Linked DNA regions of Homo sapiens: region 2 is linked to region 1. Evidence: read pairs that join two places in POLR2A ChIA-PET (ENCODE). Cell type or tissue: PC-9. All regions are shown on one strand.

Region 1 (4,000 bases):
TGCTACCATGCTCATGGTAATGACTTCACACATGGAAGTAAGAATAGCCGAGCCAGATACATCTCCCACAACATGTCATTGAGGCATCCTGGTAAATGGGGTGGGAACTGGGTAAAAGCAGCACTTTACCCAGGAAAATGTTTTATTATAGAGTTTTTCAAGAATCAAAACCTTAACCCAAAGAGAAATTCCTAAACACAATAATTTCCAACCCTCCAAGCAGGCTAATAAGAGAGTAGTTGGGGTCAAGCTGGGCTTTCTGATCCCCTCAAATCATACAGATCTTTTTGCTCTCAGCCTCTCCGAGATTTTTGCCTTGACCTGAGATCCCCATGCAGAGATTGAAGTTCTATTTTTCTTACTTTGGCTAGTCCCTGATGACCCTCATGCTTTCAATGGGGGAACTGTGACTGATAAATCCCGAGCCAGAGCCAAAGGGCATATTGACTGCCCCAACGCCTCCTTTCATCCAAAGACTAATGCATTCCCAGCAAGTGAAGAGGAACAAAGCTTGCATTTCTGACACTGCCAAAGATAGCATTCTCTGGATTCTTATCTGGAATGCTGATAATTGTGGTATCTGTCACATACTTAATCAGCAGAGTCAGGAAAGGCAGCACTCAACTACTTCCGAAGCACTTTTTCAATTTCTCACACTTCCAGAACTTCTTTTCATTCATTAATTAATCAATTAAAAAATACTTATTTGAATACCCACTATAGGTGGCAGGCAGTGTATGAGGTACTGGGAATCAATGATGAGTAAAAGCAGACATGGATTGGAAGATATAGACAGTAATCAAGAATCACACAAATAAAAGTGAAATTAAAACTTACAATATGAGCTACCTGGTAGTATGAATGGTGTATATCAAAGAGAATTGTCGTAATAAAGAAGGTCAGGGATAGGTGGCTGGCTGTCACCCTTAAGTCCCACTGATGTTCCTGCCCTCTACCAAGCTCATCCCTACCCTGGGATAACCATGAAGCATTGAAATACAAGTGTGAGTCCCTGTGTTTGTAGACCTAAGCAGCTCATTGCTAAGGAATCCTACCTGGAGCAGCCCTATCAGCTCCCTAGTCCAACCCACCCACCATACAGGACATCAGGAGCTATGGGACACCATCCCCATTAATGGGAGAGGTCTGGAGTGAGTCTGGAGGCCTCTTGTAAAGCAGCATGAACCTTGTTTCCAAGTGGCATGGTCAGGTCTGCTGCAACACACACCTGCCCAAGGACTCTCCACCAGCTCATGTGCTGCTTCCCAGGGGGACACAGGAGCCATCCATGCTGGGGCAGTTCCCACCCCATTTACCAGGATGCCTCAACGACATGTTGCGGGAGATGTATCTGGCTTGGCTGTTCTTACTTCCAGGTTTTTAGAGAGCTGGTCTTTACACCTTCCCTTAGTCCTTGTGTTACAGGATTCTATCAGGCCTTCTCTACCCATGTCCCTGGCACTATCCTGATATTTATTCTTAGTTGTTTCTCCTAAATGCTGGTTTTGCCACTTATCAGCTATGTGCACTTGGGCAATATATTAAAACAACCTCTGTTTCTTCATCTACAAAAAAATGGGATAATAATTTCCACCTTCTAAGAATAAATAACAGCCACCTTAGTACAGTGCCAGGAGCCCAGAAACTGCTCCACGAAGGTCAGTTTTCTTTTTATTACTACAAATCTATGGCGCAAAACCTCCAAGTCCATACTCAGTCATCCACCCCAAGATGAAAGCAAAAGTGCAGATAATGTAACAACATGCTCCGTTTGCTGAAATAGAACATTCCAGACTGCAGCCTGAACCATCTGGAGGCAGAGAAGCCAGACCCACAGAGAGCACCAAGGATAGGGGCTGAGCTACACTTTCACATGCAGTAAACGTTTGAGGAGTGGGAGAGGGGCTTTTCCAGGTCTAAGGGAGTCTTTCAGTCCAGAGTGTGGATATTAGAAAGGTTCCACATAAAGAGATGGCCTACTGCCCTAAAATACTGCACTGACCTGGCTCGCCCCCAGCCTTATTCTGTGAGGCCAGAGGAGGAAGCAGTAACTGACAGGAACTCTATACTCTTCTGGAAAGAACAAGCTCTTCTATGAAAGCTTCAGATGTCACCAGCAATTCCAACAAATGAATCCTGATGACCCTTCTAAGCTGAGTTGTGAATTTAACAGACTCCCTCTGCCTGGATTGGAATGAGGCAGTGAGACAAACCTACATGGAGGTTCAGCACAGCCGTACAAGCCTCTAGAGTGTCTGCATAAATGCATGCAATTCTGCACGCCCAGAGGACAAGGCTGCTTCTCCTTGGGTGACCTTGCTGGCAGCAGTGGCTTTGTTAGTGTGTGGACTTTCATCATATTCAAAAGATTCTACATTTAAGAGGAGGTAAGCTGGAGAAAAAAGAATTAGGAAAGGTCTATTGGGGTAGCATATGCCTTCAACCGAATTGTCACCCCAGGGCCTTTTTCTCATATACAAGCTTTTCCAAAAGCAAGGGTTTATCACAATAATAGCAATAATGATCACTCTTTACTGAAAGCTGACCATGCACCTGGACGCTACTGAGCACTTTACATGAGTTGTTTAGTTCAATCCTCACAACCGCTCCATGAGTTAAGTACTATTACCTCCATTTTACAAATGAGGAAACTGAGGCACAGAGACAACAAGTCACCAGCCCTAGGTCACGATAGTTAATAAGTGGTAAAGCTGCAGTTCTCAGTTTGTGAAGAGTAGGGAAGAAAAGCACAGCATCTTAGAATTAGAGTCCCTTCAGGATAAGGGCTTTTAAGTTACAGACTCTGAGGAACAGAAAGGATCTTGAAGGTAACCCAGTCATTCACTTCGGGCTTCTCTCTCTCCTCTTCACCAGGAGCTGGAAGAAGGCATCCCTGGGCCCTCAGTGAAACATCACCTCTTCCCCACGAGTATTTGGCACACACTGTAAACTATGCCAGAGAGAATTAGGGAACTTCTCTTATCCCACTTCTTATTTAAGATCAGAGCCAGGACTGCCTTCATGAGCATGGGAACTGTGAGCCACACAGAGACCCTTGTTCTGTTGTTGTCTTGAAATTCTTAATTTCTTTAAAATAAGGAGCCCTGCATTTTCATTTTGCAGTGAGCCCCACAAATTAGACAGGTGGTCCTGGATTCGATCTTTAGGGCTAGGGCAGGGGGAGGCAGCCAAAAAACTCAACAGCCAGTGTCTTTGCCTTGTAGACTCTTCTAAGTAGTGCATTGCCCACTTAGAACACCACACATGATGGAGTCCCTAAGAGCACTGACAAGCCCCTTTTTCAACAAAGGCAGATGAAACAGTTATTTGAAATTTGTCAGTATAGAAGTTCACTGGTAAATGTGTCTTTTCAAAAAATTAACCGTATAGCACCTGGTACCAACTACTAAAACTGGCCACTACACATCCCAGGTTTTACTCCTGTTCATAAAAATCACAAAGAGACTGCTACCCTTTTCTTATCATTGCTGAGCTCAGGAATGTTAAGTGCACGATCATTCCAATTATCACATTTTACTCCAATTTCCACAGCAATACAGGGGATCATAAGGAAGAAAAGGAGCACTGTTTGCTGTCCAATTACGTGGAGCATGTAGGAACAGGATTGCACGTCCTGATAGCAAAAACACTTGTGTTTATCATACCCTATGCTTCAGGGCATGCTTTAGTTTACGGTGTTTAAGGATCCAAATGCCTGAATAAAGAGCCACCAGCCTTGATATAAGCATTTGCTTTTGCCTAAAGACAGGAGGGAAAATTCTCAAGTAGAGAATCTGTGTTGGTGGAGAAGTAGGCTGCTCCAAATCTTAATTTCATGGCACTTATATAGGTGATAGCAGCCCTAGTAGATGTAAAAGACTAAACTACATAAAAATTAAGCAGCGTTACCAAAGTTTAAGAAAGGAGCAAATTTTTGGCATGTGGGTCTATTACACACCCACATTTTACCTCCTTGTTCCAAAGACTAGAGATTTTCCCC
Region 2 (4,000 bases), 110 kb before region 1:
TGTCTAAGATCTAGCATTGCTGAATAATAATTTTCCAGCTAGCAAAAGCTTATCAAGTTTTTTCAATAACTTTCCAGCTAGCTAAAGCTTAGATATCAAGTATCCCTGTATTTCTACATTTACCATTACTCTCTTTCATCAATGCATTAAAATTTTCTCTGCCTTCTTAAACAGGATATATTCAACATAATTTCACTTTTAAAATGGAGGGTTCTAGTTATTAAAATAAATATCAATAATTATATGCTAACTTACTTTATTACTTCATAGATTATTTAAATTTCTAATTATTGGTATGGAAAAATGGCCTCAGATACGATTTTTGCCTTTTGCATTGCTGAATCATTATTCCTGAATTTATGTATCAGGGTGTGTGTGTGGTGTGTGTGTGTTTGTGTGTATGAAACTATATACCCACTTCATCCATGTGGTCATAATGGAAAAAGCCGTAATTGGGAAATATGATCTGCTCCCACATAGGACCATAAATGTTTGGTACAGGAGTGGGCACATGACTGAAGATGTGCACGCATGAGCGCTCACAGACACACACACGCATACACACTCACACACACACACTCACACACTCACACACACTCGCATACACACACACTCGCATACACACACACAGTCGCATACGCACTCACCCACACACACACTCTCTCACACACACACACACTCAATCACACACCCACTCACACTCATATGCCATCCAGGCTCAGCAAGCCTGCCTTTCTTACCACTCCTCTTTAATTCTACTTCTGATTTGCCTTGGACATAGAGCCTAATAAGCAAGTTGTGTAAAATAAGAGTTTAAAACTTTTGTGCTAGGTACTTTTCTATATACAATTCTATATGCAAAATTATAAGCTTTGATATATGGCTATTCAGAGACTCTTTCATGGAGTGTTAAGATTGTTGGATAAAGAAGCCCCAATTAAAGGAAGGTTGAGAGATAGCTACGTGCTAGGCAAGGACATGATTATATTTGTGCTCCACTCCATAATTTCTGGAAAAGCTCCCTCATTTTATCTGGAATTGTTCACCCCCTCTATTCATATGATTATAATTGGAAAAGCCATGGTTGGGCAATGTGATCCCCTCTTCCCATAGGGTCATAGAGGTTTGGTACAGGAGTGGGCACATGACTGGCATTCAGTTTCTTCCCTGGACATTTGAAATAGGAAGGGAGGGAGGGAAGAAGAAGATCATTCTCTTTCCAAACGGCCAGACCTGTCAAATGACAATTCTGAGAGCTGTAGGTCATATTTCTGTCATGTGAACTTCAAGGCAGAAAAGGCAATAAGAGAGGATGGAGCAGACGCACAGAGATGAGAAATAAGGAGAAGCCTGACAGCCCCCGAGAGTCTGGGTCTAGTCCCTTCAGGAGGCCCAGCTAAATCTTTGCCCTTGGATTCCATGAGATACCCATGCATTCTGAGGGTGATATTCAAAATAGTTAATATGAAACTGGGGGAGAAAATTAGAACAGACAGGGCCAGACACCTGGTACATGGTTCTAGAAGTCCACTGCCATTCCACACGTTCCCTCTTTTGCCATGAAGTACAGAGAGCCTGAGAAATCCCCAAGTGGCTGAGGCAGACAGGAGGCATTTGGGGGTGTCAGAGTAATAGGAACAGAGGTATTTTACAATGTAAACAACCAGTATCCCCAAGCAAGTGCAACCGGCTATCAGCCCTGTCTGTATTCTTACAAGAAATGCTGCTAAGCTAGTTTTAGTGGTTTCTGATACAATTTTAAGAGTCCTAAAGAATATGATTTGTGCTGTGTCATGGTTTGCCATCTATTTTGCTGACCAAATTTGATGGTAACCTCATAAAGCCTCGGGAGCTGGAACAAACCTTGAAATAATTGTCTAGTTTCCTAACCAAATTTATTCTTCATCCTAATAATTTATTGCAAGGTAGAAAAAAAACTGTGTCTTGTAATTCAATATAAGCATCAGAAATACAACTTACAAATTAACTTTTTCTTATTACAATGTAATATATGTTCATTGTAGAAAAAAGTTAAAAATATAGGTGAAGAAAGCAAAAAATTTAACACTCACTTATTCAACCACCAGTTAAGGAATAAAAATCACTACTAACTCCTTTGTATATATCCTGATTTCATGTATTTATATAATTCCTAGTTTTTGAAAGAATAATTTTACATGGGAACCATATTTTACTTAATGTATTATGATCTTTCTTTCTACAAAATCCAGGTTATTTAAAAAAATCTCTAGTCCTATATTTCATTTCTTGGATGCTCAGGCATTAGAGGGAACAAGGAGGACAGAGCTTCAGTGTTATTTGAGGTGCAAGGTTTATGTAGCTCTTTACTCCTTGCTCACAGTCCAGATCTCATGAGAAAAGGCTGAAAAGGTTGACCTTATTTCCCGGCAGAATTACTCATGTTACCACTTTTACTTAGGATGCTACTTAGCTAGTTGTGTCTGACTATCTGAGAAAGGATGAATTTACACATTCAGCAGCAGACACACTGAAATCAACAAAGTCCATTATTTAATCTCCAACATTAGCTTCTCATTGCAGAATGAGGGGAAGACGAATGAGTTATGGAACTTCCTATATCACTTAGCTTCCTTCACTTTTATCCATTGGGAAGTAAAGTTTTTTCAGTAAGAAAAGCAGTTTGCATTTAATCACCAAGACATATATCCAGAGTATTGTGAAAGTGATACAAATTGCTGGTGTTACAGAGGATGTGCCAGGTCAAAGGAAGTGGCAGAATGGAGAAGAAATGGAGATGCCTGAGGATTCCAATGGAGAGGTCACAGACAAAGAGTCACAGTCACAGTAACAAATGTTGGTGAAGATGTTGAGAAACTGGAACCTTCATACACTGCTGGTGGGAATGTAAAATGATGCAACCACTCTAGAAAATAGTCTGGCAGTCCCTCAAAGTGTTAAACATGGGGTTATCATATGGCCTGGCAATTCCACTCCTACGTATATACCCAAAAGAATGAAAGCTTACATATACACAAAAGCATGTACACAAGTGTTCATAGTAGCGTCATTCATATAGCCAAACAGTAGAAATAATCCAAATGTTCATCAACTGATAAATGGGTAAACAAAAATGTAATTCAAACAGTGAAATATTATTAAGCTACAAAAAGGAATGAAGTGGCCAGGCACGGTGGCTCACGCCTGTAATCCCAGCCCTTTGGGAGGCTGAGGCAGGTGGATCACCTGAGGTTGGGAGGTTGAGACCAGCCTGACCAACATGGAAAAACCCCGTCTCTACTAAAAATACAAAATTAGCCAGGCATAGTGGCGCATGCCTGTAATCCCAGCTACTCTGGAGGCTGAGGCAGGAGAATCACTTGAACCCAGGAAGTGGAGGTTGCAGTGAGCTGAGATCGCACCATTGCACTCCAGCCTAGGCAACAAGAGCAAAACTCCATCTCAAAAAAAAAAAAAAAAAGGAATGAAGTATTGACACAGGCTATAATATGGATGAACCTTGAAAACATTATGCAAGTGAAAAAAGTCACGAAAAACTGCATGATTTCATTTATATGAAATGCCCAGAATGGGCAAATTTATAGAGATAGAAAGTAGATTAATGGGCTGGGAAAATAGAGGAGGGGAAATGGGATTGATTGCTAGTAGGTACAAGATTTCTTTTGGGGATAATGAAATGTTCTAAAATTAATTGTGGTGATAATTACACAACTCTTATCTGTTGTACTGTATATCCTAAATGGGTGAATTGTGTGGTATGTAAATTATATTTCAATAAAGATTTTTTAAAACAAGAGAGAAAGTTATACTTCCACAAGTCCATTTCACCTTCCTCAACTTCTCTGGCTGACATCAAGCCCGTTGTACCAAGATACCAGTCTAGAAATAGTAGTGTGGTCTTTCTGTACAATGTTCAACTGTGAGTCAGGGCTTTAAAACAAAGCCCAGATGATAGACCAATATAGCAAACCAAATTTAGTCCTTGTTAAAAAATACCACA

The links. Peaks named below come from ENCODE experiments on the same cell type or tissue, not always from the same donor. Only the 100,000 strongest peaks of a DNase experiment are listed, where the experiment ranks them.
Region 2: POLR2A ChIA-PET joins it to region 1 with 5 read pairs; 2 of 35 experiments call an interaction of 5 or more read pairs at or near these places.

What each region holds. Positions count from the first base shown.
Region 1 is chr14:34,102,896-34,106,895 of GRCh38, forward strand. All of the region lies in intron 4 of LOC102724945 (a long non-coding RNA gene), which reads right to left. Among named protein-coding and RNA genes, the nearest start is that of EGLN3-AS1, 65 kb to the left of the region's middle. In PC-9, no CTCF peak of the experiment used is centred here; no DNase peak of the experiment used is centred here.
Region 2 is chr14:33,996,054-34,000,053 of GRCh38, forward strand. All of the region lies in intron 5 of LOC102724945 (a long non-coding RNA gene), which reads right to left. Among named protein-coding and RNA genes, the nearest start is that of EGLN3-AS1, 42 kb to the right of the region's middle. In PC-9, no CTCF peak of the experiment used is centred here; a DNase peak (open chromatin) is centred at 1,708; H3K27ac peaks cover 1,521 bases.